2 separate regions of the Homo sapiens genome follow, and region 1 is linked to region 2. The links are chromatin loops, found by intact Hi-C in ENCODE. Cell type or tissue: ovary. All regions are shown on one strand. Each heading gives the region's core, and the rest is flanking DNA. Links, peaks and the distances in the headings are about the cores only.

Region 1 (16,534 bases), core at 4,043-12,042, 130 kb after region 2:
TCTGATAGCTGCCAGTTCATGCATATTTTTTCTTACATTTCAAAATCAGTGAATGTGTTCATATTAAGTTATGATTTTCTTTTTTTTTTTTTTTTTGAGATGGAGTCTTGCTCTGTCTCCCGGGCTGGAGTGTAGTGGCGCGATGTCTCGGCTCACTGCAAGCTCCGCCTCCCGGGTTCACGCCATTCTCCTGCCTCAGCCTCCCAAGTAGCTGGGACTACAGGCGCCCGCCACCACGCCGGCTAATTTTTTATATATTTAGTAGAGACGGGGTTTCACCGTGTTAGCCATGATGGTCTCGATCTCCTGACTTTGTGATCCGCCCACCTCGGCCTCCCAAAGTGCTGGGATTACAGGTGTGAGCCACCGCGCCCAGCCTAAGTTCTGATTTTCTTCACCTAAGATAACCTTATATGTATGCTATGTGTCAAATACTTGTTAATATTTATGATTATGATATTGTATGCCAGTTTATGTCATATTGTCTAATAGTGGGGCACAATGATTGTTCATAATTTTTACTATTTAAAAATCTCTCCTGGGCCAGGCTCGGTGGCTCAAGCCTGTAATCCCAGCACTTTGGGAGGCCGAGACGGGCAGATCACGAGGTCAAGAGATCGAGAGCATCCCAGCCAAAATGGTGAAACTCCGTCTTTACTAAAAATACAAAAATTAGCTGGGCATGGTGGCACGTGCCTGTAGTGCCAGCTACTTGGGAGGCTGATGCAGGAGAATCGTTTGAACCCAGGAGGCGGAGGTTGCAGTGAGCCAAGATCGCGCCACTGCACGCCAGCCTGGTGACAGAGCAAGACTTCGTCTCAAAAAAAAAAAAAACAACAAAAAACCTCTCCTTACTTTATGCCATTTTCTTTGGTCTCCTCTGCCACAAAAGGTATATACAAACATACAAGTGCTTCATTATGTAAATACATAAAGTTTGCTGTATTTGTTGTGTAGATCTTCAGCCTTTTGAAAACGAACCAACCAACCAGGCAGCGCTGTGCTCTTGGAAGTCTTTCTTCTCTGTCAAGCTGATCTAGGTACCAATCATTAACTTTCTTATACCTAGATTCTCAGACCCCAAACATTTATGAACAGCCATACGCATATGCCAGGTAATAACAGAGGTGGGGTTGGTCTGTCTAGTAAAAATATTAGCTTTGATTCGAGCTTCCCTAGATGTTTGTACCACCTTTCAGTACACAAATCTGGAGTTAACAAGGAAAACTTGTCAGTTGCCAATGTTCTGTTCCGGTGCTTCGCTTTTAAAATTCAGAAAAGAATCACTGAAATAGATTTAGTATTTCAAAGTTCAAAGTTCTGTGTGACTTGGGGTAATGTTTATAGGCTCATTTATATTCTCACTTGGTTTACAATGCTGATTACAAAGCCTTGATTAAATACTTACTATGTGGACAGAATCTCACTATTGGACTATAGAAGCATAAGATCTGGCCAGTAACTCTGAGAAATTTATAATATAATTGGCAAAACAAGAAGTCAAATCTACAAGTGCTGAGGAGCTTGTAAATAATAATTATGAATCTTGATAATAAATAAAGAGATAGGTGGGAGGATCGCTTGAGCCCAGGAGTTTGAGACCAGCCTGAGCAACACTGGGAGACTGCCTCTACGAGAGAGAGAGAGAGAGAAGTAGATGAGAGGCTGGGTGTGGTGGCTCACAGCAGTAATCCCAGTGCTTTGGGAGGTTGAGGCAGGAGGATTGCTTGAGGCCAGGTGTTCAAGAACAACCTGGGAAATTCCATCTCTACAAAAATTTTTGTAAAAAATTAGCTGGTTATGGTGACATGTGCCCATAGTCCTAGCTACCCAGGGGGCTGAGGTGGAAGGATTGCTTGAGCTCAGGAGTTCAAGGCTGCAGTGAACTATGATTGCACCACTACACTATAGCCTGGTGAACAGAGCAAGACCCGGTCTCAAACAAAAACAAAACAAAAAGCAATCCCTGGGGATTTCACAGAGACTCCTAGGAATGGTTGGTTTATTCCCAGTGTTTTGAAAAAATAGATGTTCCAGGGTAAAATAGTTTGCATTGCAAGTCGTGTGCCTAAATCAATGTGAGCTCTGTCTGATTTTGCTTTAAGCCAGAGGTCTTCAAACTTTGTTCCACAGAACCCAGGAACTTCTCAAACATTTTATTCTAACTTTTTGTTTGTATGATTGGTGATTATATTTGATTCATAGTCTTTGATTTTTAAAAACATGCAAAACACATGAATATATTCTTGTGAAGATTTGTAAGTTAGCACATGTTATCGAGCACTGACTGGTATACTGGGCACAATTCTAAGAACTAAGGATACACTGATGAACAAAGGAAGTAAAAATCCATGCCCTCATAGAGCTTACATTCCAGTGAAAGGAGAAAAACAAACATAGTAAGTAACAAATTATATAATGTGTTAGAAGGTGAGTAATGCTATAAACAAGCATAAGATGAGGCAGACTGGGAACGCTAGTAGGGGGAATTATAATTAAGTCAGGGTAGGCCTCACAGAGAAGTTACCACTTGAAAAACTTGAAGGAAGTGAATTAATGAGCAACATAGGTAAACAGAGGCAGAGCATTCTTCGCAAAGGGAGCTGCCTTTTCAAAAGCCCTAAGGTGCATCAATGCATGTATATTTGAGGTTTAGCAAGGAGATTACAATTAGTAAAAAGAAAAATGAGATCTGAGAAGTATGGGTAGGGAATCAGTAAAAGGGAAAATAAAATCAATCAGTAAAAGGGAAAATGAGATCAGAGAAGTAGGGGGTAGAGAATACAGATTGTGCAGATCTTTTGATTCTTTTTTTTTTTTTTTTTTTGGAGAACGGTCTGTCAGGCTTGAGTATGGTGGCGTGAACATGGCTTACTGCAGCCTCAACTCCTGGCTCGAGCAATCCTCCTGCCTCAGCCTCCTGAGTAGCTGGGAATACAGGCGACATCCAGCTAATTTTTGTATTTTTGGTAGAGACTGGGTTTTGCCATGTTGTCTCAGGATCCTTAGGGTGTGGCTTCACCAGCCAGAAGCGTCTGTGGCTGGTGGCACTTATGCTTGAGTTTTGCTTATGCTCACTGGGATCGCCCACTTGGCCTGGCAGGCTGATCTTGGCTGGTGCTACCAGCCTGGATCCCATGCATGCCAAGAGCAAGCCAGGCATGAAGTGGCAGGGGTGTGGGTTGTGTCAGCGAGCGAGCGTGGAGTCTGGCCACTGTGCATAGCCAGGCAGGCTGGCTGCTGTGGCAGGGCAGGAAGCTCCAGGCATCAACACAAGCACTGGCTCTGTGCGAGGATGCGGCTAGACCAGATGTATTGCAATGGGCTTCCACTGCAGGCACCAGTGTCTGGACGAGGGGAACAGGTGGCGCCCAAAAGCTCAGAGATGCCAGGAACCGCAGAGTCCCAAAAAGAGTATTACAGCATGTCGAGCTCTGACTCAGGGAGCCCTGAGGTCTGGGCTCCCAGAAGGAGAGCCCTCTCTTCTTTCCTCCTCGTCCCAGTAAGGTGAGGTGGGGTGACGGGGGTTGGGGGCGGGGGAAGGTGGGGAGGGTGTTTCAGCCCGTTTGTGTTGCGGCTCTTTCAGTCCCACTGCCCTGCTTCAGCTCGGGGCTCCTGGGCTGGCCCCACCCCACCACTGCTTCCTGTCACATGGGACAGCTGCCTGGTGCCCATGGAGGGCAGAAGGGCTATAGTGTTACAGCCCCTTTAGCTCCTGCCACAGCTCGGGAGCCAGCTAGGAAAGTGTTACAGCTCCTTTTGCTCCTGCCATTCAGCGGGTCCTGGGTTCTTGTCCTGCTTCCAGGAAAAATGGAGTTATGCAGACAGCTAGAGGGTGAGCAAGGCAGAGGAGCTTTATTGAGCAGCGGTACAGCTCTCAGGAGAGAGGAGACCAGAAGTGGGTAGCTCCTATTCAGAGGCAGGTCGTCCTGAGTGTCTTGAGTCTGGCTGACTCCAGGGATTTTACAGGCTCAGAATGGAGGAAATGCTCAAAATGGAGGAAGTGTGTGCTGATTGGTCCATGGGCATGCCTGGAAAAAGCACCACTTGATTTGCCAAAAGGTATCAAGGAAGTTCTCACTGTGGGTGGGAGACTTTGTCCAGAACTGATAGCCCAGCCCCCAGGCTCCAGGGGACCCGCCCCTTCCCACGGAAGGAACCTGCCTGTCGCCCACCACCAACAACATGCTATCCATGGCACCCAGGCTGTCTGCGCAAGGGGCATCCTTAGGCCCGCCCCAAGCCACCCTCAGCCCCCCAGGCCTCCCTCCCGTACTCGTTGGCACCCAAAGTTTCAGCCTCAGAACCAGTTTCTGGAGGGGGCTGAGGTGGCGGTGGCAGGGCGGTGGTGTGTCAGTGCTGCCCCAAGTGTGTGCACACCTGGCCGGGTCACAACAGCACCTGGGCTCAGTTAACAGGATACGTCCGCAGCTTTGCTCTGCCATGGGGGCGGGTGCTGAGAGCGGGAAGAGGACAGGGAGTGAGAGCCTGCAGGGCTTCCCAGGGCCCTGAGAGTACAGGCATGCCTGGGTCCAGAGCCATGGCTGGGCGGCTGCAGCTGCACCCGGGAGCATGGGCTCCCACCCAACCACCCAACCAACTCCGTAGGGCATGGGGCTTTTGCTGGGATCAGCTGTTCCCGGCCCCGCCGGTTCCGTGGTGCATGCAGCCCTGGCTATGCCTCCCTCCCTGCAGCTGGTATCCTCACAGTGGCTACTCCAGGCAGGCCACCGCCACCATCAGTGTTGCCCAGGCTGGTCTTGAACTCCTGAGCTCAAGTGATCTGCCCACCTTGGCCTCCCAAAGTGCTGGGATTAGTGGCATGAGCCACTGTACCCAGCCCTCTTTGATTTTGACCCTAAGAAAGACAGGGAAATACATGAATATCTATTGGGAAATCTTTTTTGTTATTTATTTGTTATTATTTTTACCTTGCAGCTCCAGCTCAAAGGATGGGAAGTCTTTAAATAATAGAGATGTATATTTGCATCCTGCCTCCCAATGCCATACTTCCCAGAGATTGTTGCCATTTGGGGGCATGTCTTTCAGAGTTTCTTCTAGGTGATTTTGTAAATAAATGAATACTAGATACATACAGAAATATATATTTTTGTTCTGTGAGGTGTGTGTATGTGTGTCTGTCTGTGTGTGTCTTTTAATATCAATGAATTTATATGCCCTGTGTTAATTAGCAGCTTGCTGTTTTCAATTAATATGTATTGGAGGTCTTTGTCAATATAGCACATGTATTTCTATCTCAAACTGTTGCATAACATTCTATTGTATGCATTTGCTGCATTTTATTTACTCGTACCCTTGGAGATAAGCATTTAGGTTCTAGTTTTTCCTTCTTTCCTTTCTTTTCTACCTTTCTATATTGAATTACAATGGTCTTAATAGTATATTTAATAACATAAAATAACGTGTTACATCTGTTGAGGAGGAAACACATTATCCTCTACCTTCTCAGATTCTCTGGTTGGGACTAAGAATTAAACAGACATAAGATGGATAAACAGGAGAAAAGTAGACAAGCTTTATTAAATTTTTACATGTACATGGGCTTTCACATGACGCTCTAAAGAAGTGACTAGAGCAGAAATCTTTCTAAACATTTTTGACAAAGAAATTATACATTTATGAAGAAATAACAAGATAAAGGGGTTTGGACTGGAGGTAATAAATTGTGGGGAAATGACTGGGAGATATATGAATGGGGGTAAAACTAGTAAGATATAAGGATTATTTATTAAGTTTGTTTATGCAGATCCATTTCAATGTCGATTCCCAGTCTCTGGTGATAAGGATTTCTTGTCTTTCTGGTATAAGGAGGGCACCTTCCTCATGGGAAGTTTTATGGCCTATTCTTAAATAGAAAAGGGGAGGTCAGAGAGCCCTTCCTGCGTCAGCTCTTTCTCAAGTGCCTTCAGCTCAAAATAGTTAACATGCCAAAGCAGCATATTTTGGGGCAGCATGACCTTAACTCCTTCACATGAAACATGGGAGGAAATTTGAAAATTAAAGCTTGTGTTATCTTCTGTCAGAAAAAAAAGTATGTGTTTTCTAAATTGGAATCATTTAGATTTGCCCCAAAGGAAAAAAAGTCTTTGGTTACTTCTTAACGAAGGATTTATCTAACATTTATTATTCTGGAATAGATGGAAATCATGAGAGCTGGAGCCCAGTTTCTCTCAGCTTTGCTGAGTTCACTTGGTCATCTTGGCCAAGTTGGCATGAAGTCTACATCAGTAGAAAGTGAGGATCTAATATCACAACTTGCCTCATCCCACACTGCGCTCCCTTCTCCAATTACCTACAGCCTGAACCAATATGGCATTCAGCCAACACTTTTCAGGTCATGTGTGTTAGTCTTGTCAACTCAACCTTGACACCAACCCTGGAGGGCAGAAATCACCCCTTTTTCTCCTGAACAGTGCCTAGCTGATCCTTAGAAACATAGTTATTTACTTTCAATATGTGTTAATTATCTTTAAAACTGTATTTGCAGGTTAGCTTTATTTTGTTTAGAAAAAATCTTAGAATAAAAGTCTTACCACCTCTATAGCTGTATCAGAACTTCTTTTAAGTGTATCACTAGGCCGGGTGCAGTGGCTCACGCCTGTAATCCCAGCACTTTGGGAGACCAAGGCAGGTGGATCACCTGAGGTCAGGAATTCGAGACTAGCCTGGTAAACATGGTGAAACCCCGTCTCGACTAAAAATATAAAAATTAGCTAGGTGTGGTGGTGCATGTCTGTAATCCCAGCTATTTTGGAGGCTAAGGCAGGAGAATCGCTTGAACCCAGGAAGTGGAGGTTGCAGTGACCCAAGATCATGCCACTGCATTCTAGCCTGGGCAACAGAGCTAGACTCTCTCTCAAAAAATGAATAAATAAATAAATAAATAAACAAATAAATAATAAAAGAAGTTTAGATATATCCACAGAAATGGCAGAAATTTCATACCAAGGTTTGTCTAAACTTGGTTTCTACCTGGAATAAAGAATAATCTGCCAGGTATAGTGGGGCATGCCTGTAATCCCAGCTACTAGGGAAGCTGAGGTGGGAGGATTGCTTGAGGCTAGGAGTTTGAGACCAGCCTGAGCAACATAGCAAAACCCCATTTCTGGGGGGAAAAAGAATAATCTCACACATATTTCAAATGTATGTAGATTTATGTTGTGTGATTAAAATATGTTTATTTTAAAGAGTTATCTATGTTGTTATTGGCATTTTGTACTTTCTCTTCCGGGATACTTAAAGTGCAAATACTACCATGAGGAAAGAGGGAGTCTTACCAAATGAAAAAATGATCCTCATATTTACAAAACCCTGGCCAGGTGCATTGGCTCATGCCTGTAATATCAGCACTTTGGGAAGCTGAGGTGGAAAGATTGCTTTAGCCCAGGAGTTTGGGACCAGCCTGGCCAACATGAGACCCCATCTGTATAAAAAATGTCAAACATTTAAAAAACTAGCCAGGCATGGTGGTGCAAACCTGTGGTCCCTGCTACTTGGGAGGCTGAGGTGTGCTTGAGCTCCGGAGGTTGAAGCTGCAGTGAGCTGTGATAATGCCACAGCACTTTAGCATGGACAACAGAGTGAAACCCCATTTTTTAAAAAACAAAAAAAAAAATCAGAGAGAGAGGGCAGAGCAATATGGGTGAATAGAAGGCTCCACTGATTGTCCCCAGAGAGGAACACCAAATTTAATAACTATCTATACATAAAAAGCATCTTTCTTCAGGCAAGGCAGTCATGAAAGAAATAATATAAAATAAAGCACCTTCCTAAGAATGAAAAATCAGGTGAGCACTCACAGTGCCTGGTTTTAACTTCATATTGCTGACAGAGGCACTGAAGAGGGCAAGAAAGACAGTCTTGAATTGCTGATGGCACCCCACCCCTATCCTCTGGCGATGGCCGTAGGTGCAGAGAGAGAATCTGTGCACTTGGGAGAGGGACAGTGCAGTGATTGTGAGAGGCATTGAACTCAAAGCTGCCCTGTCACAACAGAAAGCAAAACTGGGCTGAACTCAAATGATGCCTGCCCATTGAGGGAGCACTGAGACTAGCCCTAGCCAGAGGGGAATGGCCCATCCCAACAGTCAGAACTTGAGTTCCAGCAAGTCTCATCATTATGACCTAAAATGCTCTGGGGCCCTAAATAAACTTGAAAGGCAGTTTAGGCAATAAGGACTGCAACTCCTACACAAGTCTTAGTGCTGAGTTGGGCGTGTAGCCAGTGGACATGAGGGACATGTGACCTACTGAGACACCAGCCAGGGCAACTACAGGAGTGCTTGCACTACCCCTCCCAAAACACCAGGCAGCACAGCCCTCAGCTGCAAAGGAGAAGCCTTACTTCTGCTTGAGGAGAGGAGAGGAAAGAGTAAAGAGGAATTTGTCTTGCAACTTGGATACCAACTCAGCCGCAGTAGGATAGGGCACTAGTCAGGGTCATTAGGCCCCCATTCCAGGCCCTAGTTCCCAGACAGTATTTCTAGACATACCTTAGGCCAGAAGGGAATCCACTGCCTTGAAAGGAAGGACCTATCCTGGGAGGAATCATCACCTGCTGATTAAAGAGACCTTGGGCCCTGAATAATCAGCAGCAGCACCCAGGCAGTACTTGCCATGGGCCTTGGGTAAGACTCAGAGATATGCTGGCTTTAGATGTGAACCAGCACAGTCCCAGCTATGGTGGCTATGGTGAGAGACTCCTTTTGCTTGAAAAAAGCTGAGGGAAAAGTAAAGAGGACTTGATCTTGCACCTTAGGTACCAGCTCAGCAACAGTGGGGTAGAGTAACAAGTGGGCTCTTGGGGCCCCTAATTAGAGGCCTTGGCTCTTAGATGGAATTTCTAAGCCTTCCCTGGGCCAGAAGGTGGACCATTTCCCTGAAGAGTGAGTCCCAGACCTGGCAGCCTTCAGCATAAGCTGACTGAAGAGCCCTTGGGCCTTAGTGAACCTCGGTGGTAGCCCGGCAGCACTCCCCTTGGGCCTGTGGAGGTGATGGCCATGGGTGAGTTTCCTCTGCCTGTAGAAAGGTGAGGAAAGCGTAGAAATAACTGTGTCACATAACTTGTGTGCTAGCTCAGCTGTGGTAGAATAGAGCACCAGGTAGATTACTAAGATTTTTGACTCTAGTCCCTAGTTCATGGATGGCATCTCTGGAAAAGAATAGGGTCTAGGGGAACTTGCTGCCCTGAAGAGAAGGACACAAATCTCGCTGGCTTTACCACCTGCTGATTGCAGAGCCCTAGGGCCTCGAGTGAACATAGGCAGTAGCCAGGTACTGGTTACAACAGGCCTTGGGTGAGACTCAGTGCTGTGCCAGCTTCAGGTCTGTCCCAACTCAGTCCCAGTGGTGGTGGCCACAGGGGTGCTTGTGTCACCCCACCCCCAGCTCCAGACAGCTCATCACAGAAAGACAGACTCCATTTGCTTGGAAGAAAGTAAGGAAAGAAACAAGAATCTGCCTGGTAATCCAGAGAATTATTCCAAATATTATTCAAGATTATCAAGGCAGTACCTCTATGAGTCTGGAAGAACCATAGTGTTACTGGGCTTGAGATGCCCCCTAATGTAGATATGTCTTAGATCTCAACACCCAAGTCTTTTTAAATGCCTGGAAAGAGTGCAGAGACTACCATAGATATCTGACTCTTCAATGCCCAAACGCCAATGAACATCCACAAGCATCAAGACCTTCCAGGAAAACATGACCTCACCAAATGAACTAAATAAGGGAACAGGGAACAATCCTGGAGAAGCAGAGATATATGACCTTTCAGACAGATAATTCAAAATAGCTGTTTGGGGGAATGCAAAGAAATTCAAGATAACACAGAAAAGGAATTTAGAATTCTGTCAGATAAGTTTAACAAAGAAATTGAAATAATTAGAAAGAATCTAGCAGAAATTTTGGAGTTGAAAAATGGAATTGACATGGTGAAGAATGCATCAGTCTTTCACCAGCAGAATAAATCAAAACAGAAGAAAGCATCAGTGAGCTTGAAGACAGGCTACTTGAAAATATACAGTCAGAGGAAACAAAAGAATAAAAAAATATAAAGTATGCCTAGAAGATCTAGAAATTAGCCTTAAAGGGGCAAACCTAAGAGTTATTGGCCTTAAAAAGGAGCTAGAGAAAGAGATAGGGATAGAAAGTTTATCCAAAGGAATAACACAGAACTTCCAAAACCCACAGAAAGTTATTGATAACCAAATATAAGATTATATAACACCAATCAGATTTAACCCAAAGAAGAACATCTCAAGGCATTTAATAATCAAACTCCCAAAGATCAAAAATAAAGGAAAGATTCAAAAAGCAGCAAGAGAAAAGAAACAAGTAACATACAATGAAGTGCCAATAAGTCTGGCAGCAGACTTTTCAGTGGAAACTGTACAGGCCAGGAGAGAGTGGCATAACATATTTGAAGTGCTTATGTAAAAAAACTCTTACACTAGAATAGTATATCTGGCAAAAATGTCCTTCAAGTATGAAAAAGAAATACTTTTCCAGACAAACAAAAGCTGAGGGATTTCATTAACATTAGACCTGTACTACAAGAAATGCTAAAGACAGTACTTCAATCAGAAAGAAAAGAACAGTAATGAGCAAGAAGAAATCATCTGAAGGTACAAAACTTACTGGTAATATTATAGTAACGCCACAGAAAAACACAGAATATTATAACACTGTAAGTGTAGACTTAACTACTCCAATCTTAAGTAGAAATACTAAAAAGATGAACCAATAAAAAAATAACTACAACAAGCTTTCAAGACATAGACGGTAAAATGAGATATAAACAGAAACAACAAAAAGTTTAAAAGTTGGCAGATGAAATTAAGGAGTAGACTATTGGTCTTTATTATTCTCTTTGCTTGTTTGTTTAAACAAGCAGTGTTGTTATCCGCTTAAAATCGTGGGTTATAAGATAGTATTTGCAAGCTGCACAGTAACTTCAAATCAAAAAACATACAACAGATACATAAAAAATAAAAAGCAACAAATTAAATCATACCACCAGAGAAAATTATCTTGGTTGAAAGGAAGACAGGCAGGAATGAAAGGAGGAAAAAGCAACCAGAAAACAAATGACAAAATGGTGGGAGTTAGTCCTTACTCATCAATAATAACACTGAATATAAATGAACTAAACCCTCTAATAAAAACACATGGAGTGGCAGAATGGATGAAAACACAAGATCTCATGATCTGTTGCTTTACAAGAAACACACTTCACTTAAAAAGACACACATAGAATGAAAAGAAAGGGATGGAAAAAGATATTCCATGCCAATGGAAACCAAAAAAGAGTAGACAAAATAGATTTCAAGACAAAAACTCTAAGAAGAGACAAAGAAGTCATTATATAATGATATAGGGGTCAATTCAGCAAGAGTATATAACAATTGAAATATATCTGCACCAACATTAGAGCACCCAGATATATAAAGCAAATATTAGAACTAAAGAGATAGAATCCAATACAATAAGAGCTGGAGACTTCAACCCCCCACTTTCATCATTGAACAGATCTTCCAGACAGAAAATCAACAAAGAAAGATCAGACTTAATCTCCACTATAGACCAAATGAACCTAATAGATATTTACATAACATTTCATCCAGTGGCTGCAGAATACATATTCTTCTCCTCACCACATGGATCTTTCTCAAGGATAGATTATGTTAGGCCTCAAAACAAGTCTTAAAACATTCAAAAAAATGAAATAATATGGACCATCTTCTCTGACCACAATGCAATAAAACTAGAAATCAATAACAAGAGGAATGTTTAGAAACTACACAAAACACAAGAAAATTTAAAAATATGCTCCTGAGTCAATGAAGAAATTAAAAGAAAATTTAAAACTTCCTTGAAACAAATGATAATGGAAACACAACATACCAAAACCTATGGGATACAGCTAAAGCAGTACTAAAAGGAAGGTTTACAGCTGTAAGTGCCTACATCAAAAAAGAAGAAAAACTTCAAATAAACAACCTAAGGATTCATCTTAAAGAACTAGAAAAGCAAGAACAAACCAAACCCAAAAGTAGTAGAAGAAAAGAAATAATAAAGATCAGAGCAGAAATAAATGAAATGAAGAAAACAATACAAAAGATCAAAATAAAATGCCGATTTTTTGAAAATATAAACAAAATTGACAAACCTTTAGCCACACAAATGAAAAAAAAATAGGAGAGAAGACCCAAATAAATAAAATCAGAGATGAAAAAGGAGACATTTCAGCCAATCCTGCAGAAATTCAAAGGATCATTAATGGTTACTATGAACAGCTATATGCCAATAAATTGGAAAAGCTAGAAGAAATGAAAAAATTCCTAGACACATATAACCTACCAAGAATGAACCATGAAGAAATCTAAAACCTGAACAGACCAATAGCAAGTAATGAGATTAAAGCTGTAATGAAAAATCTCCCAGCAAGAAAAACCCTGGGATTCAATGGCTATATTGCTAAATTCTACCAAATACTTGCTAGAAAAACAAATACTATCCTATTCAAACTATTCCAAAAAGGAAAGGAAAAGGGAACATTTCCAAACTCATTCTACAAGGCCAGCATTACCTTGATACCAAAACATGTCAAAACATATCAAAAACACAATGATACCAGCCTGGGAAACATGGTGAAACCCCAACTTTACAAAAAATACAAAAATAAGCCAAGCATGATGGTTCATGCCTATAGTCCCAGCTACTCAGGAGGCTGAGGTGGGAGTATCACTTGAGCCTGGGAAGTCAAGGCTGCAAGGAGCTGTGATCATGCAACCACACTCCAGCCTGGGCATCAGAGTCAGACCCCGTTTCAAAACAAAACAAAACAACACCAAAAACCAAAAAACCCCACAAAGACAAGGACATATTTTTTAAAAAAGGGACAGGCTATTATCAGTGATGAATATTGATGCAAAAATCCTCATCAAAATACTAACAAATTGAATACAAAAACAAATTAAAATATCATTCATCATGACCAATTGAGATTTATCCCAAGGATGCAAGAATGGTTCAACATATGCAAATCAATTAATGTGATAAGTCATATCAACAGAATGAAGGGCAAAAAACATAAGATCATTTCAATTGATGCTGAAAGAGCATTTGATAAAATTTAACATTCCTTCATGATAAACTCCCCCAAAAAAATGGGTATAGAAGAAACATATCTCAACATAATATAAGCCATATATGACAGACCCAGAGCTAGCATCGCACTGAATGGGAAAAATACTGAAAGCTTTTCCTCTAAGATCTGAAACATGACAAGAATGTCCAATTTCACCACTGTTATTCAATGAAGTACTGGAAGTCCTAGCTGGAACAATCAGATGAGAGAAAGAAAGAAAGGGCATCCATATTGGAAAGGAAGGAGTTAAATTATCCTTGTTTGCAGATGATATGATCTTACATTTGGAAAAACTAAAAACTCCAGCAAAAACCTGTTAGAACTGATAAACAAATTCAGTAATGTTGCAGGATACAAAATCAACATACAAAAATCATTAGCATGTCTATATGCCAACAGCAAACAACCTAAAAATGAAATTTAAAAAGTATTACCATTCACAATAGCTACAGATACAATAAAATACCTAGGAATTAACCAAAGAAATCAAAGATCTCTACAGCGAAAACCATAAAATATTGATGCAAGAAATTGAAAAGGATACAAAAAAGGGAAAGATATTCCATGTTCATGGATTCAAAGAATCATTATGGTTAAAATGTCCATACTACCCAAAGCAATCTACAGATTCAATGCAATCCCTATCAAAATACCAAGACATTCTTCATAGAAATAGAAAAAAAAAGAATCCTAAAATTTATATAGACCCACAAAAGACCCAGAATATCCAAAGCTATCCTAAGCAAAAAGAACAAAACTGGAGGAATCACACTGACTTCAAATTATACTACAGAGCTATAGTAACCAAAACATCATGATACTGGCATAAAAACAGAAAAACAGACACATAGACCAGTGGAACAGAATAGAGAACCCAGAAACAAATCCATACACCTATGGTGCACTCATTTTTGATAAAGGTGCCAAGAAGATACAGAGGGTAATGGACAGTCTCTTCAATAAATGGTGTGGGGAAAACTGGATATCTGTATGCAGAAGAATGAAACTAGACCCCTATCTCTTACCATATACAAAAATCAAATCAAAATGGATTAAAGACCTCAAACTATGAATCTATCTAAAGAAAACTTTGAGGAAACTCTCCAGGACATTGGACTGGGCAAAGATTTCTTGAATAATACCCCAGAAGCACAGGCAACCAAAGCAAAAATGGACAGATGGGACCATATCAAATTTAAAAGCTTCTGTACAGCAAAGGAAACAATCCACAAAGTGAAGAGACGACCCACAGAATGGGAGAAAATATCTGTAAACTCTCCATTTGACATGGAATAAATAACCAGAATATACAAGGAGCTCAAACAACTCTATAGGAAAAATATCTAATAGCCTAAGTATAAAATGGGTGAAAGATTTGAATAGACATTTCTCAAAAGAAGATGTACAAATGGCAAACAGGTATATGAAAAGGCTCTCAATATCACTGATCATCAGAGAAATGCAAATCAAAACTACAATGAGATATCATCTCACCCCAGTTAAACTGGCTTTTATCTAAAAGACAGTCAATAATAAATGCTGGTGAGGATAGAGAAAAGAAAGCCCTCATACACTGTTGGTGGGAACATAAATTAGTACATCCACTATGGAGAACAGTTTGGAGGTTTTTCAAAAAACTAAAAGTAGAGATACCATATGATCCAGCAATCCCACTCCTAGGTATAAATCTAAAAGAAAAGAAATCCGTATATTGAAGAGATATCTGCATTGCTATGTTTGTTGCAGCTGTATTCACAATAGCCAATATTTGGAAGCAACCCAAGTATCCATCAACAGACAAATGGATAAAGAAAATGTGGTACATATACACAGTGGAGTGCTATTTAGCCATGAAAAAGAATGGGATCTGGCCAGGTGCAGTGGCTCATGCCTGTAATCCCAGCACTTTGGGGGCCGATGTGGGCAGATCACGAATTCAGGAGATTGAGACCATCCTGGCTAACGCAGTGAAACCCCGTCTCTACTAAAAATACCCACATGGTGGCGGGTGCCTGTAGTCCCAGCTACTTGGGAGGCTGAGGCAGGAGAATGGCATGAACTCGGAAGGTGGAGCTTGCAGTGAGCTGAGCTTGCACCACTGCACTCCAGCCTGGGTGACAGAGCGAGACTGTCTCAAAAAAAAGAAGAATGAGATCCTATCATTTGCAACAATACAGATGGAACTGAAGGTAATTATGTTAAGTGAAACAAGCCAAGCACAGAGACACAAACGTAACATGTTCTTACTTATTTGTGGGAGCTAAAAATTAAAACAATTGAACTCATAGAGATAGAGAGTGGAAGAATGGTTACCAGAGGCTGGGAAAAGTATTGGGGAGGTGGGGGGAAGTGGGATGGTTCATGGGTACAAAAAATAATTAGAAAAAATAATTAAGACCTAGTATTTGCTAGCACGACAATGTGACTGTAGTCAAAAATAATTTAATTGTCCACTTAAAAATAACAAAAACACATTAGTCACATGTGGTGGCACACACCTGTAATCCCAGCTACTTGGGAGGCTGAGGCAGGAGGATTGCTTGAACCCTGGAGGTGGAGGTTGCAGTGAGCTGAGATCATACTGCTGCACTCCAGCCTGGGCATTAGAGTGAGACCCCATCTCAAAAAAAATAAATAAATAAATAAATAAAATGAAAAAAGTATAATTGGATTGCTTATAATACAAAGGATAAATGTTTGAGGTGGTGGATACCCCATTTACCCTGATGAGATTACCACACATTGTGTGCCTGTATGAAAATATCTCATGTACCCCATAAATATATACACCTACTATGTACCTACAAGAAATAAAAATTTAAAATTAAACAGAAAAAAAAAATCCCTGACGGAGTTATTGCTTAATGATTACAGAGTATCTGTTTGGGGTGACAAAAAAGTCTTAGAAACAGTGACGGTGACACAACATTGTGAATGTAATTAATGCTACTGACTTGAACTCTTAAAATGTTTCAAATGGCTAATTTTATGTTATACATATTTTACCATATTAAAATAAATTTATAAAAATAGATAAATGGAATTTCTTAACAACTTCAAGATTTTTTAAACGTTCATTTCATTTCAATAAATATTTACAAAATGCCTAATTTGTCCTAGGTACTGCACAACACAGTGAATAATCAGGATAGTGACTTAAATATAAACAGAACTTAACAGCAAGACAAATTCAGTAATCGGTATTTTGTGAATCTCATGAAATTTATCATGACAACTCTGTAAGGAAGGTATTATTGTTATCACTATTTTATTGTTGGGGAAGGCTTGGCTTAAGAAGCTTTTCAAGGCCAGTAAACAGTGGAATTAGAAGCACTTAGTAAATGTCATATTTTTTCTTTTGAC
Region 2 (16,534 bases), core at 3,719-11,718:
ACTACTTCAGAGTTCAGGTCAGGTGATATCCTAGAAGGGAAGAGAGGAGAAGTTATTAGATTCAAGACATGTTTTGAAAGTAAGAGTCCACAGATTTGATGATGGATTAGAAATTGGGGGGAAAGAAGAAAAGGGATTAGGGATTACTCCAGGGTTGGCTTTAGGGGTTACTCCAAGGTAAACTCTACTGGACTGGGAAACCCTGAGGAAGGTGCAGGTTTAAGCTATGTGTGTCTGGAATACAGATTGGTAATGATAACTGTAAGATGCTTGTTAATCAAGAAGGCAATAGGATAAACTGTTTTGGAGTTGTAGAGAGAAGCTTGGGTGTAGTCAGAAAATTGGGAGCCATCAGTGTAGAGGTGATGCTTAAAGCCAGATGGCTGAATGAGAACACCCAGGGGGTGAATGTGGTGACAGTATAGCAGAGGCTAGAGGACTGATCATAGGAGGAAAACCAGGAGGAGGAGTTATAGACAGAGCAAGTAACGAATAAAGGAAGGATCAACTCTGTCAATTTCTTGTGGAGCAAGGTAAGGATTGAGCACTGATTTTTATTTATTTATTTGTTTGTTTGTTTGAGATAGAGTTTCCGCTCTTGATGCCCAGGCTGGAGTGCAATGGCGTGATCTCAACTCACAGCAACCTCCGCCTCCCAGGTTCAAGCAATCCTCCCGCCTTAGCCTCCCAAGTAGCGGGACTACAGGCACGTGCCACTACGCCCAGCTAACTTTTGTATTTTTTGAAGAGATGGGGTTTCATCATGTTGCCCAGGCTGGTCTTGAACTCCTGACCTCAGATGATCTGCCTACCTCAGCCTTCCAAAGTGCTGTGATTATAGGCCACCATGTCCCGCTGAGCACTGGTTTTTAGATTTGGTAACTTTGATAATGTTAGCCATCATCAGCATTATTGATTTTTTTTTAAAAGAAACTATTACAGAACCTATTTATGTAATTTCAATTCACCACTCTTCATGACCATGTTTCAAGTTCTTTAAAGAGAAGAACAAATGTTCTTTATTTTTCTACCTCAAGAGTACCTGGAACTTGGTAGATGCTAATAAGGGTATGTCGGACAATTGGATTGATGAGTAGTGAGTCAGTGGATAGTATTAGTATTTCTGGTTCTGTTTTGCTGTATACCAAATATAACCTTTTTCTGAATAGTAATTTCTTAATGTTTATTTCTTTTCTCAAGCACAAAATGTAGGAGTTTGGTATTATTACCATAAGATACTGAGCCCTCAAATTAAGTTATTTCTTTAAAAAAAAATTTTTTTTTGAGACAGAGTCTCGCTTTGCCACCCAGGCTGGAGTGTAGTGGCACGATCTCAGCTCACTGCAACCTCCACCTCCCCGATTCAAGCGATTCTCCTGCCTCAGCCTCCTGAACAGCTCAGATTACAGGCGGGCACTATCACACCTGGCTAATTTTTGTATTTTTCGTAGAGATAGGGTTTCACCATGTTGGCCAGGCTGATCTCGAACTTCTAACCTCAAGTGATCCGCCTGCCTCAGCCTCCCAAAGTGCTGGGATTACAGGCGTGAGCCACCACTCTTGGCCTAAAAAATCTTTTATTGATACATAATAGATGCACATGTTTTGGGGGTACATATGATAATTTGACACATTATCAAATTGGGATATCTATCGCCTTAAATAATTTATCTTGGGCTAGGCACAGTGGCTCATGCCTATAATCCTAGCACTTTAGGAGGCCGAGATGGGAGGATCGCTTGAGCTCAGGAGTTGGAGACCAGCCTGGGCAACATGGTGAAACCCCATCTTTACAAAAAATAGCTGGGTGCAGTGGCACATACCTGTAGTCCCAGCTACGTGGGAGGCTGAGGTGGGAGGATTGCTTGAGCCCGGAGCCTGGGAGGTGGAAGGTGCAGTGAGCCCAGATCGTGCCACTGCACTCCAGCCTGGGCGACAGAGCCAGACCCTATCTCAAAAAAAAAAAAAAAAAAAAAAGGAACATTCAAATTATTATTGGCTAGTGGTTTTGAAATGTACCTATAGTCATTCTACTGAGCTATTGAACCAGGTCTTATTTCTTCTATCCAACTGTATATTTGTACCCATTAATCAACCTCTCTTCATTTTCCTCACCCCTACCCCTACTCTTCCTGGACTCTGGTTACCAACAATGTACTCCTTATCTTCATGAGATTCACTTTTTTTTTTTTTACTCTCTGACATATGAGTGAAAACACGTGATAATTGTCTTTCTGTGCTTGGCTTATTTCATTAACATAATGACCATTCCACCCATGTTGCTGCAGAAATGACAGAATTCCATTCTTTTTTTATGGCTGAACAATATTTCATTATGTATATGTACCACATTTTCTTTATCCATTCATCTATTGATGGGCACTTAGCCTGATTCCAAATTTGGGCTATTGTGAATAGTACTGCAGTAAATGTGGGAGTGCAGATGTCTCTTTGATATATTGATTTCCTTTCTTTTGTATATACACAGAGTAGTGAAATTGCTGAATCATATGGTATTTCTATTTTTAGTTTTTTGAGGAACCTCCATACTGTTCTCCATAGTGGCTGTACTAATTTACATTCCCACCAACAATGTATGAAATGTACATCAACAGTGTACGTTTCTTTACATCCTCACCTGCATTCCTTATTCCCTATCTTTTGGTAAAAGCCATTCTAGCTGTGGTGAGATGATATCTCATGGTTTTGATTTGCATTTCTATGAAGATTAGTGATGTTGAGCATTTTTTCTTATACTTGTTGGCCATTTGTATGTCTGCTTTTGAGAAATGTCCATTCAGATCATTTGCCCTTTTAAAATCAGATTTTTTTTTTTGCTGTTCAGTTATCTGAGCTTCTTATAATAATATGGTTATTAATCCCTTGTCAGACAGATAGTTTACAAATATTTTTCTCCCATTCTGTGGGTTGTCTCTTCACTTTGTTGAGTTTCCTTTGCTGTGGAGAAGCTTTTTCGCTTAATGTAATCTCACTGGTCTATTTTTGCTTTTGTTTCCTGTGTTTTTGAGATCTTCCACAAAATTTTTTGCCCAGAGCAATGTCCCAAAGCATTTCCCCAATGTTTTCTTCTAGTAGTTTCACATCTTATATTGTCTTTAATTAACTTTGATTTGATTTTTGTATATGGGTCTAGTTTCTTTCTTTCTTTTTTTTTTTTTCTGAGATGGAGTTTTGTTCTTGTCTCCCAGGCTGGAGTGCACTGGCACAATCTCTGCTCACTGCAACCTCCACCTCCCAGGTTCAAGCAATTCTCCTGCCTCAGCCTCCTGAGTAGCTGGGATTACAGGCCTCTGCCATCACGCCCGTCTAATTTTTATATTTTTAGTAGAGACAGGGTTTCGCCATGTTGGCTAGGCTGGTCTCGAACTCCTGATCTCAGGTGAACCATTCGCCTCGGCCTCCCAAAGTGCTGGGATTACAGGTGTGAGCCACCACGCCCGGCCAGGGGTCTAGTTTCATTCTTCTGCATGCAGAAGTTTTCCCAGCACCATTTATTGAAGAGACTGTCCTTTCTCCATTATATATTTTTGGCTTCTTTGTCAAAAATGAGTTGGCTCTAAGTGTGTGGATTTATGTCTGAATTCTATATTCTGTTCCATTGATCTGTGTATCTGTTTTTATACTAATATGCTGATTTGGTTACTAGCTTTGTAGTACATTTTGAAGACAGGTAGGGTGATGCCTACAGCTTTGTTCTTATGCTTATTGCTTTGGCTGTTAATGGTCTTCTATTTAAAAAAAATAATAATAACTTTTATTTCCCTGAAAAAAGTCATTGGAATTTTGATGGGAATTGCATTAAATCTATAGATTGCTTTGGATAATATAGACATTTTAACAATATTGAATCTTCGAATCCATGAGCATTAAACATCTTTCTACTTTTTGTCTTTTCTTCCTTCCTTTCCTCTCTCTCTTTCTCTGTCTCTTCCTCTCTTTCTTTCTTCTGAGTCTCACTCTGCCACCAAGGCTGGAGTGCAGTGGCACCATCTCGGCTTACCACAACCTCCACCTCCTGGGTTCAGGAGATTCTCATGCCTCAGCCTGCCGAGTAGCTGAGATTACATGCGTGTGCCATCACGCCTGGCTAACTTTTGTATTTTTACTACAGACAGGGTTTCACCATGATGGTTAGGTTGGTCTCAAACTCCTGGCCTCAAGTGATCCACCTGCCTCAGCCTCCTAAAGTGCTGGGATTATAGGTTTGAACCACCATGCCCAGCCCCTCTTCAATTTCTTTAATCAGTGTTTTATAGTTTTCTTTGTATAGATCATTTTGGTTAAATTGATTTTTAATTATTTTATATTCTTTTAGCTATTGTAAATGGAATTGCTTTCTTGAATTCTTTTTTATATTGTTTGCTGTTGGTTTATATAAATGCTACTGGTTTTGTATGTTGATTTTGTATCATGTCACTTTAATGAATTTGTTTATCAGTTGTTTTTGGTGGAGTCTTTGGGTTTCCTAAATATAATATCATGTCATCTGTGAAAAAGACGAATTTAACTTCTTTCTTTCCAATTTGGATGCTCTTTATTTCTTTCTTTTGCCTAATTGCTTTGGCCAGAACTTTCAGTATTATGTTGAATAAAAATGGTGAAAGTGGGCCGGGCGCGGTGGCTCACACCTGTAATCCCAGCAATTTGGGAGCCTGAGGTGGGTGGATCACCTGAGGTCAGGAGTTTGAGACCAGCCTGGCCAACATGGTGAAACCCTGTCTCTCCTAAAAATACAAAAATTAGCCTGGTGTGGTGGTGCATGCCTGTAATCTCAACTACTCGGGAGGCTGAGGAAGGAGAATCCCTTGAACCTGTGAAGCAGAGGTTGCATTGAGCTGAAATCATGCCACTGCACTCCATCCTGGGTGAAAGAGTAAGACCTTGACTCAAACAAACAAAAAACAAAAAAGGTGAAAATGGGCACCCTTGTCTTATTTCAGATCTTAGAGGAAAGGTTTTCCAGTTTTTCAGTTCAGTATGATATTGGCTGTGGGTTTGTCATATATGGCTTTTATTATTTTGAAATACGTTCCTTCTATACCCAGTTTTTTGATTTTTTATCATAAAGGAATGTTGAATTTTACCAAATGCTTTCTCAGCATCTATTGAAATGATCATGTGGTTTTTTTGTTCTTGCTTCTGTTAATGTGATATATCACATTTATTGATTTTTGTATGTTGAACCATCTTTGCTTCCCTGGGATGAATCCTACTTGATCACTCTCTTTAATGATCACTCTCTTTAATGAGTGAATAATCTCTTTAATGTGTTGTTGAATTTGGTTTGCTTGTATTTTGCTGAGGATTTTCGTATCTATGTTTATCAGGCATATTGGCCTGTAGTTTTTGTTGTTGTGTCCTTGTCTGGTTTTGGTATCAGGGTAATGCTGGCCTAGTAAAATGAGTTTGAAAGTATTCTCTCCTTTTTCATTTTTTTTTTTTTTAACAGAGTTTGAGTAGGATTGGTATTAGTTCTTCTTTAAGTGTTTGGTAGAATTTAGTAGTGAAGCTGTCAGGTCCTCGGCTGTTTGATGGGAGATTTTTTTAATTATGGCTTTGATCTTGTTACTTGTTACTGGTTTGTTGAAGTTTTCTATTTCTTTGTGGTTCAGTCTTGGTAGATTGCATTTGTCCAGGAACTTATTCATTTCTTCTAGGTTTTCCAATTTGTTGGCATGTAGTTTTTCATAATAGTCTCTAATGATTCTTTGTATTTCTGTGGTCTTAGCTGTTATGTTTCCTTTTTCATTTCTGATTTTATTTATTTGGGTCCTCTCCCTTTTTTTCTTAGTCTAGCTAAAGTTTTGTCAATTTTATCTTTTCGAGAAAACTTTTTGTTTTGTTGATCTTCTGTAATTTTTTTAGTCTCAATTTCGTTTATTTCTGCTCTGATTTTATTTCTGCTCTGATATTTATTGTTTCTTTTCTGCTACTAATGTTGGGTTTGGTTTGTTCTTGTTTTTCTGGTCTCTTGGGGTACATTTTTTAGCTTGTTTATTTGATGTCTTTTTAGTTTTTTGGTATAAACCTCTCTCTTAGTACTGCTTTTGCCATATCACATAGATTTTGGTATGTTGTATTTCCATTTTCGTTTGTTTTAAGAAATTTTTTAATTTCCTTCTTAATTTCTTCATTGACCCATTGGTCATACAGGAGCATGTTGTTTGTGTTGCCATGTGTTTGTGTAGTTTCTGAGGTTCTTGTTATTGATTTCTAGTTTTATTCCACTATGATCACAAAAGACACAATATAATTTTTACTTTTTAAAATTTGTTGAGTCTTGTTTTGTGGCCTAAGATATGGCTGACCTTGGAGAATGTTTCATATGCTCAGACTGTAAGAGTTTGATATTATCAATATAAGACACTGAAACCTCATATTGTTATTTCTTAAAAGAAAATCTACTGAATAACTAAAATGTAAGCGCATTGTACTCATTTTGTATTCCCAGCACCTAGCACAGTGTCTGCCAAATTTAAAAAAAAAAACTGAATAAATGTTAGTGAGATAAGTGAATAAAATGTATATTAAAGAAATTGAGCACATCTTTTTTTTTAAGAAAGATAATTTTCACTTAATCTGTGTTCATGCACTTGGAAACAGAAGGTCCGATATTTTGAGTACTTACCATGTGTTGATGATTTTATATAAAATATCTAATTCTTTCATCACCTTTCCTTAGTTAAGATTCTCCAGCCTGGCCAATATGGCAAAACCCCGTCTCTACTAAAATACAAAAATTAACCAGGTGCGTTGGAGGGCGCCTGTAATCCCAGCTACTCGACTTGCGAGGCTGAGGTATGAGAATCACTTGAACCTGGGAGGCGGAGGTTGCAGTCAGCTGAGATGGCGTCATTGCTCTACAACCTGGGTGACAGAGTGAGACTCTGTCTCAAAAAAAAAAAAAAAAGATTCTTTCGGTTGCACGTGACAGAAAATATAGCCCAAGCTCACTTAAGCAAAAGGGAAATTTACTTGTAGATTGCATTATTATTTTTCAAAAAACTTTGCTGCCCCTCTCCACCCTGTGACATCAATCTTGACCATGTGATTTGTTCTGGCCAATTATATGCAAGTGGGAAGCAAGCAACTTCAGGCAGATAGTTTAGAGCGAGCACTTCTTTTCCTACTTTTCTTTTCCTCCGTTACAACAGGTGATTTTCTAGAGAGAGACTGCTCTATTTTACTGAGTCCCAGATTAAAAACAACAATAAAGCAGCGCTGCAGGTAGCCCATGTAGCATCAGCAAGAGATAATTTTTGTTGTTGTAAGCACGTGAGCATTTAGGAGGTATTTATGATTACAGCGCAACTGTTTATTATTAAAGTCAAGTAACTGAAAAATCCACCAGAATGGCTGATTACAGGCACTACTGAAAACAAGGACTTAACCAATGTCCTTAATGACTCCATTTCTCTGTCTCTTCACTCCGCCTCTTGCTATGAGGGCTTCATCTTCAGGCTCCATGCAGTCTATCTTGCAATTCCAGGAGCTCCTCTGAGATTGCAAGAGGGTTACAGCAGCTCTAAACTTTATATATATCCAGCTCTCAGCTTCACAGCCTGTGTACAGAAAAAATCTGCTCAAAACAAAAGTCTTCACCCGATTTGGGTCATATGTCTACCCCTGAGGCAATCACTGTGGAAGCCAATGGGGTAGTCAGTCTACCTTGTGGATCAGGATGGAATCTCATCCATGCACTTTCTGAGCGGAGTAAGCAGATCCCAGATGAAAGGCATGTTGCTGGAAGAAAGCTGAGACAGATGCTAAGGAGTTAAGCAACACGACTTTCTATATCAATCATGCAAAATAAGTATTATTATTATTATTCTCATTTTTGAGGGTAAGGAATTAAGGCTCAGAGAGTTTAGGTAACTTGCTTGAAGTTACACGATGTGTATAAATGGCAGGGTTTGTTTTTTTTTTTTAGATGGAGTCTCACTCTATCACTCACCCAGGCTGGAGTGCAGTGGTGTGATCTCAGCTCACTGCAACTTCTGCCTCCCAGGTTCAAGCGATTCTTCTGCCTCAGCCTCCCAAGTAGCTGGAATTACAGGCAGGTGCCACGACGCCCAGCTAATTTTCGTATTTTTAGTAGAGACAGGGTTTCACCATGTTGGCCAGGCTGGTCTTGAACTCCTGACCTCAAGTGATCCACCTGCCTCAGCCTCCCAAAGTGTTGGGATTACAAGTGTTAGCCACTGCACTGGCCTAAATGGTAGGATATTAACACTGATCCATTTGACTAGAAAGCCTGTTTAATTTTTACTAAAGTCTTAGAACACTCTTTATTCCCTGATCTTTCCTTTCATGCCCCCTAGTGGCACTTCCTTAAAACCATTCCAGCTAAAAACCTCCAATTCATCTTACATTTTCTTGCCACTGCAAAACTCTCAGGCCAGGGGCGGTGGCTCACACCAGTAATCCCAAAAATTTGGGAAGTCAAAGGGGAGGATAGCTGGAGCCCAGGAGTTCAAGACCAGCTTGGGCAACAAGGCAAGACCCTGTCTATACAAAAAATCGAAAAGTTAGCCTGGCGTGGTGGCACACACCTATGGTCTCAGCTACACGGGAGGCTGAAGCAGGAAGATCACTTGAGCCCAGGAGGTCAAGGCTGTAGTGAGCTGTGTTCACTCTGCTTTACTCTAGCCTGGGTGACAGAGCAAGACCCTGCTTCAAAAAACAAAAAAGGAAAACCCTCCCCTAATGGATTAATTGCTGATTGGCTGATATCATCAATATCCCATTTTCTATCTACTTCTTTCTGTCTCCATCACTCCTACCAGAGTTGAGGTCTTTGGCAACAACATCTCAAATGTCTCTATATCTAACAACTGGCATCACAAATAGATCCTTCTTATTCTCCTGAGTGTTGCCTGTGGAAAACACAGGTCTGATCACACCACTTATTTTTCTTAATGGTTGTAGGCCTTTTGCCTACAGAAAAACAAAGAAAACAAAATCCTTTGCATATAATTAAAGGCCTTCTATTATCCACTTGTAACCAACCTTTCTATATTTATCTCACTGATAGTTATAGTTATATATATCCCCCCCACCCCACCACACATACACAGGGACTACTGTCAAAATGAACTACTTGCCTTTTCGTGCTTGCTTTTTCCTAAATCGATGCCTCTATTCATTCTGTGGTTTCTCTGTGGAATTTCCTTTTCCTCATTTCTTTTTATGAAAAAACATGTCTTAAATGTCTCATCTCTGTGAAGCCTTTTTTTTCTTTCTTTCTTTTTTTTTTTTTCTTTCTGAGACAGGGTCTTACTGTGTTCCCCAGGCTGGAGTGCAGTGGTGCAATCATGGTCACTGCAGCCTCGATCTCCTGGGTGCAGGTGATCCTCCCATCCCAAGCCTCCCAAGTAGCTGGGACTACAGGTCTGTGTCACCATGCCCGACCAATTTTTAAATTTTTTGTAGAGACAGGGTCTCACTATGTTGCCCAGGCTGGTCTAGAGCTCTTGGCCTCAAGTAATTGTCCAGCCTCAGCCTCCCAAAGTGCTGGGATTACAGGTGTGAGCCATCACACCCACCCTTGTGGGAGCCTTTCTTAGATTCCACCACGTGAATTGCTCCTTTTTCTAGGCTCTATAACAAATAATGTCTTTTGTACACATTCTGATATGGTTTGGCTGTGTCGCCACCCACATCTCAAATTGTAGCTCCCATAATTCCCACGTGTTATGGAAGGGACCGGGTGGGAGGTAATTGAATCATTGGAGTGGGTCTTTCCTGTGTTGTTCTCATGATAGTGAATAAGTCTCATAAGATCTGATGGTTTTATAAAGGGGAGTTTCCCTGCACATTCTCTCTCTCTTCCCTGCTGCCATTTATGTAAGACATGACTTTGCTCCTCCTTTGCCGTCCACCATGATTGTGAGGCTTCCCCAGCCATGTGGAACTGTGAGTCCATTAAACCTTTCCTTTATAAATTACCCAGTCTTGGGTATGTCTTTATTAGCAGCATGAGAACAGACTAATGCACATCCCTCCTGCCAATTTAATACTAGTTTCATATTATATTGCCATATTATTCTATCTTCAGTCAATAGTTAAAAAAAAAAATCTTGGCCAGATGCAGTGGCTCATGCCTGTAATCCTAACACTTCAGGAGGCTGAAGTAGGTGGATCACTTGGGGCCAGGACATCAAGGCCAGCCTGACCAATATGGTGAAACCTCGTGTCCACTAAAAATACACAAATTACCTGGGCATAATGGTGCACACCTGTAATCCCAGCTACTCGGGAGGCTGAGGCAGGAGAATTGCTTGAACCTAGGAGGCAGAGGTTGCATTGAGTCGAGATGGTGCCACTGCACACCAGCCTGGGCAACAGAGTGAAACTCTGTCTCAAATAATAATAATAAAGTTTAAAAAATAAAAAATATAAAAAATCTTTACTGAATATCCACTATAGGTATAACAAGGAGCAAACAAAATATAATAATTACTATTCATTAGCATTTACTTTAGACTTTACAAAATCTTTCCAGCTATTTCCCTCGTGTGTCCTCATAACCACAGAGTAGTAGCATGAGAGGGCTTACAGAGCTGAGAGTAATTTGTCCTGAGCTTGCAGATGAGTAAGTAGAATAGTGTCCCTTTATCAAAGAATACTCACATGAAAAAACAGAAAATCAATAGAAATTCACTGTCATCATACCTCTAAAATCAAACTTTGAAAATTATTTATACCTAATATTTTATTCCAGTAGCCTATTTTTCTTTTTTTACTAATTTTCCCCTAACAGTGATTTACGGAAGGGAAGAGAATGAGAAAAGGAAAATAAAATGAAATGCCCCAACTGCCTACCACATCTGTCTCTTTCACAATACATCGTCCAATTTGAGCAACCTCCCTATAAGGTACATATTATCCATGTATTATCTACCCAGGTACAGATATGAACAACTTAAGCCTCAGAAAACTCAAGTGATTTGCTCAAGATAACTAGTAAGGAAGTAGGGGATCCCAGAATCAAACCCTCTTTCCACTAAACAGCCCTGACTCAATGTGAGGTGAGGAGGACATTAGAAAGGGGATGAGAGAGTGTGAGCTTCTGAAAGGTCATCATGGAGTGAGTGGGGTTGAGGAGACACAGATAGACCAGTGAGGAAGTAGAAAAAGCAGTCTGGGGGAAATCCTCCAGAGGCAAGTAGAAGAACATCTAAGAGGAGGCAGGAGCGCTGCAAGTCTCCATTGTTCTTTTGCCTTTCTCTTCTTAGACTGTCTTCTCTTTAACTCCATTGTTCTGAGTTCAAAGCCCACACTCCGTGCTTTCAGCCCTTAAGACAAATAAAAAAATAGAACACACTCCCTAATATGCTTAGTTTTTTATTATACTCCAGCTGCCATCTCAGTCACCTCCAGGTGGCTCCCTGGAATATTATCTAGTGTTTTTCTGTTGTTGTTGTTGTTTTTGTTTTTTTTTTTTGCAAATGGACAAGACAATTAGGATGGCCCAGCACAAGTCAGCTGGGGGAAAGAAAACATTTGCTAAAACCCGACATTGTCCTTATAGACAAGAAATGGTAGTTTTCAATTTGAACACTAGATAGAAGTATTAGTCACCTTAATCTCTTATCATGCCTCCTCTTTCGCGGTTGATATATGTCAATGGTTGACATCTCTTTTCAGTGGTAGTCTTATAATTATCCACATGAATTTTTATGGCTTTCTACCCCAAATTTGTTGCATAATTTTAATATTTACTTTTAAAAAATAAGAAATGTTATACTCATGTTATTACTATTACTATTTCTACTACAACATTGTCATTATCAGAATACTGCACTTATCAGCAATCTCAGAAATCCAGAAAATAGTCCTGACCTGGGAAGATAAAGGAAAAGGGCCTCTGAATCCTAGAAATGATTGTCATTCATACCAGCGGCTTCACGACACATTGCCCAACAACAAACTGAAGACTGCCTGAGATGTGTTTAAAACATTGTTGGCCAGGCGTGGTGGCTCACACCTGTAATCCCAGCACTTTGGGAGGCTGATGTGGGCGGATCATGAGGTCAGGAGATCGAGACCATCCTGGCTAACACGGTGAAACCCTGTCTCTACAAAAAATACAAAAAATTAGCCGGGCGTGGTGGTGGGTGCCTGTAGTCCCAGCTACTTGGGAGGCTGAGGCAGGACAATGGTGTGAACCTGGAGGCGGAGCTTTCAGTGAGCCGAGATCACGCCACTGCACTCCAGCCTGGGGGACAGAATGAGACTCCATCTCGAAAAAAAAAAAAAATCGTTTAACTTGGCCGGGCGCAGTGGCTCATGCCTGTAATCCCAGGGTTTTGGGAGGCCGAGGAGGGTGGATCACCTGAGGTCAGGAGTTCAAGACCAGCCTGGCCGACATGGTGAAACCCTGTCTCTACTAAAAATATAAAAATTAGCTGGGTGTGGTGGTGGGTGCCTGTAATCCCAGCTACTTGGGAGGCTGAGGCAGGAGAACCACTTGAACCCCCGGGAGGTGGAGATTGCAGTGAGCCGAGATTGCATCACTGCACTCCAGCCTAGACAACAAGACCAAAACTCCATCTCAAAAAAAAAATGTTTAACTTAATTTCTTAACCTAGGTGAACTAGTGGAGACTTCCATGCAAGTTTAGATTAATTTTACCTGCACATAATAAAGCTGTAAAAAATAATGGTTTAACAAATACAAGCTTATTTCTCTCACAGGTAAAAAATTCAGAGGTAAGCATGTTGCAAGAAGTCAGGGACCCCGAATGGAGGGACCCGCTGGAGCCACAGCAGAAGAAACATAAATTGTGAAAATTTCATGGACATTTATCACTTCCCTAATAATACTCTTATAATTTCTTATGCCTGTCTTACTTTAATCTCTTAATCCTGTTATCTTCATAAGCTGAGGATGTACATCACCTCAGGACCCTGTGATGATTGCGTTAACTGAACAAATTGATTGTAAAACATGCGTGTTTGAACAACATGAAATCAGTGCACCTTGAAAATGAACAGAATAACAGTGATTTTAGGGAAAAAGGGAAGACAACCATAAGGTCTGACTTGGGGTTGGGCAAAAAGAGCCATATTTTTCTTGTTGCAGAGAGCCTATAAATGGACGTGCAAGTAGGAGAGATATCGCTAAATTCTTTTCCTAGTAAGGAATATAATATTAAGACCCTAGGAAAAGAATTGCATTCCTGGGGGGAGGTCTATAAACGGCCACTCTGGCAGTGTCTGTCTTATGCGGTTGAGATAAGGACTGAAATACACCCTGGTCTCCTGCAGTACCCTCAGGCTTATTAGGGTGGGGAAAAAATCCCACTGTGGTAAATTTGAGGTCAGATTGGTTCTCTGTTCTTGAACCCTGTTTTCTGTTGTTTAAGATGTTTATCAAGACAATACGTGCACAGCTGAACATAGACCCTTATCAGGAGTTTTTGACTTTGCCCTTTGCCTTGTGATCTTGCTTTGTCCTTTGCCTTGTGATCTTTATTCGCCTCAAAAGCATGTGATCTTTGTTCTGCCTTTTGCCCTCTGAAGCATGTAATCTTTGTGACCTACTCCCTGTTCATACACCCCCTCCCCTTTTGAAATCCTTAATAAAACTTGCTGGTTTTGGGGCTCAGGTGGGCATCATAGACCTACCAATATGTGATGTCACCCTGGTAGCCCAGCTGTAAAATTCCTCTCTTTGTACTCTTTCTCTTTATTTCTCAGATCAGCCAATACTTAGGGAAAACAGAAAGAACCTACATTGAAATATTGGGGGCAGGTTACCCCAATATAAGCAGCCAAGGGCTGGGGTGGCAATGCTTTGGTTTTTTAGGGACTCAGTCACCTTCTGTGTTTCTGCTTCATTTGAGGACCTAACTTTCATCCTGCAGGTCACCTCACTTTCTAAGATTCCAGATGGAGTTCTAGCTATCACAACTCTATTCCAAAGCTACTAAAAGGAGGAAAGAGACTGTTATCCCAGAAATCCCATAAAACACTTCTGTGCACATCCAATTAACCAAAACTTATTCATGTGGCTATAGCAGCTGCAGAAGTTGCCGAAAATGTAGTTTTTAGCTCAGCACATTAAACTCCAAACAAAATTGGATTTCTGTTATCAAGGAAGGAGAGGCCAGGTGCAGTGACTCGCCTGTAATCCCAGCACTTTGGGAGGCTGAGGCAGGAGGATTGCTTGAGCCCAGGAGTTCAAGACCAGCTTGGGCAATAGAATGGGACCCCGTTTCTATTTAAAAAAAAAGAAAGGAAGGAGAGACGAGATATTAGGTGGCAATGAGCAGTCACTCCACAACCTACCAACAAGGAATTGGAGGTATTTGCTCCAGACACAAGTGGTAGGCAGGGTCCACTTCATGAGTGTGAAGAAAACTGAACTATTCACCTCAAAATATGCTTCTTTGACATATTCTGTGACTAGGGTGCCTGCAGACAGAGTGACCCTGCAAAGCTGTCTTTTGTGGGAGAGATTTGTATCTGTAGAGAAGATAAAGTGAACGAAACAATGGAAGCAAACAAGCTTTCTTTGAAGCCCTCCCTTGTCCAGATTTAGGAAAGGTTAGTGGAGACTCTAACATCTATTTATCAAAATTTACCATCTATTCTCTTTGAGGGCTGCTACCTGTGAGATTTCATCTATATAACCAGACCACCTTTGCTAGGCAAACCTCCTCTTCTCTTCCTCCCATGACCTGTCTTGCCACCACCACCAGATTTACTGCCATAACTTGTGTGGACATGCTCCAAACCCTTACCCTTTTTATGTATATATAATTTTTATTTTATTTTATTTTTTTGAGATGGAGTCTCACTCTGTTGCCCAGGCTAAAGTGCAGTGGCACGATCTCAGCTCGCTGCAACATCCCCCTCCCAGGTGCAAGCAATTTTCCTGCCTCAGCCTCCCAAGTAGCTGTAACTATAAGCACGCACCACCACACCCAGCTAATTTTTGTATTTTTAATAGAGACGGGGTTTCACCATGTTGGCCAGACTGGTCTTGAACTACTGGCTTCAAGTGATCTGCCCGTAGTTGGTTACTGGGATTACAGGCTGAGACACTGTACCCAGCCGAGGTCACACTTCTGTTAAACCAGAACTTGTTTCCAACACAGAAAAAAGGCAATGGCATTCCAAAAACACAAAGGAAAGAAGTGACCCTTATTATTGTCTTACTCCTATTACTTCTCAGGATTAGCCAGCCTCTTATGTTGAAAGTGATGACATAGAAAGAAAAGGGAAGACAGGGCAACCCATAATTTTTTTCCCTTTCAATCTTCCCTTATCATTAAGCCAAAAGTAAGAGTGTTAGTGGAATATGTGGGGCATTAAGAAGTGAAATAAAACAGATAAGTAAGTTTTGTGCAGTGTTTCAGTGGAAAGAAAGACGGGTAAGAATGAAATACAGATGCGTATAACGGCTAAAAAAATAAAAGTTGGACAATTTTGGTGATTTTGCGTACTAATTAAATGCTCTTATATTTGCATTTAAAACTGGTATGGGGAGGAAAAATCATTTTCTTCATCACTTTTCATGAATTCTTAGCTGGGACTCCCTGTAATAAAAGACAAATTAACAACAGAAAAACACACAGAGATGTAATAACATGTAAACCTCTTGTATACATTGGTGATAATCCAGAGAAATTAGTAAATCTCTAGAGTAGATCTTAGTCTTAGACTTCAGGCTGAAATACCATCATTTCTCTGAAAGAAAAAAAAAAAGAGTATAGGGAACAGCCAGTTAAGGTAAGATGGCCAGGAAAAACATTTTTAAAGATAAGCGTTGTTATGCAGATTTAAGTTGATACCTTTCTCCGTTAAGAGCCTCTAGTGGTTTAGTCATCCCTCTCTTCCCGGTGCAGAGGAGACACCCCCCAGATATTTTCTTCATAGATGTAAATTTCCCTTACCAAAGGGCAACCTTCATCCTTGTTTTCAGAGCTACTCCTGTGTCTGGAGTTTCTCAAAATAACCAGCTTGCGTCCGGAATTGGTGGGTTCTTGGTCTCGCTGACTTCAAGAATGAAGCCGCGGACCCTGGTGGTGAGTGTTACAGTTCTTAAAGATGGTGTGTCTAGAGTTTGTTCCTTCCCATGTTCGGACGTGTCTGGAGTTTCTTCCTTCTGGCGGGTTTGTGGTTGGCTGACTTCAGGAGTGAAGCTGCAGACCTTCGAGGTGAGTGTTACAGCTCATAAAAGCTGGCATGGACCCAAAGAGTGGGCAGCAACAAGATTTATTGTGAAGAGCGAAAGAAAAAAGCTTCCACAACATGGAAAGGGACCCTAGCGGGTTGCCGCTGCTGACTCAGCCGGCGTGCTTTATTCCCTTATTTGGCCCTACCCACATCCTGCTGATTGGTCCATTTTACAGAGAGCTCATTGGTCCATTTTACAGAGCGCTGATTGGTCCGTTTTACAGAGAGCTGATTGGTCCATTTTGACAGAGTGCTGATTGGTGCATTTACAAACCCTTAGCCACAAAAGTTCTCCAAGTCCCCACCCATCCCAAAAGCCCAGCCGG

What was found. Peaks named below come from ENCODE experiments on the same cell type or tissue, not always from the same donor. Only the 100,000 strongest peaks of a DNase experiment are listed, where the experiment ranks them.
Region 1: a loop joins it to region 2, with 2.3 times the contacts of the local background. A loop is called at or near these places in 6 of 110 quality-filtered maps.

Annotation. Positions count from the first base shown.
Region 1 is chr4:88,232,142-88,248,675 of GRCh38, reverse strand. No RefSeq gene overlaps it. Among named protein-coding and RNA genes, the nearest start is that of PPM1K, 44 kb to the left of the region's middle. RefSeq lists an enhancer at 4,013-4,545. In ovary, for the core only: no CTCF peak of the experiment used is centred there; a DNase peak (open chromatin) is centred at 8,285.
Region 2 is chr4:88,361,235-88,377,768 of GRCh38, reverse strand. LOC105377326 (a long non-coding RNA gene) reads right to left here and starts at 16,306. Exons shown (of 2, transcript XR_938964.2): 1 at 15,824-16,306; 2 at 15,616-15,719. In ovary, for the core only: a CTCF peak has its summit at 8,347 (motif pointing left); no DNase peak of the experiment used is centred there.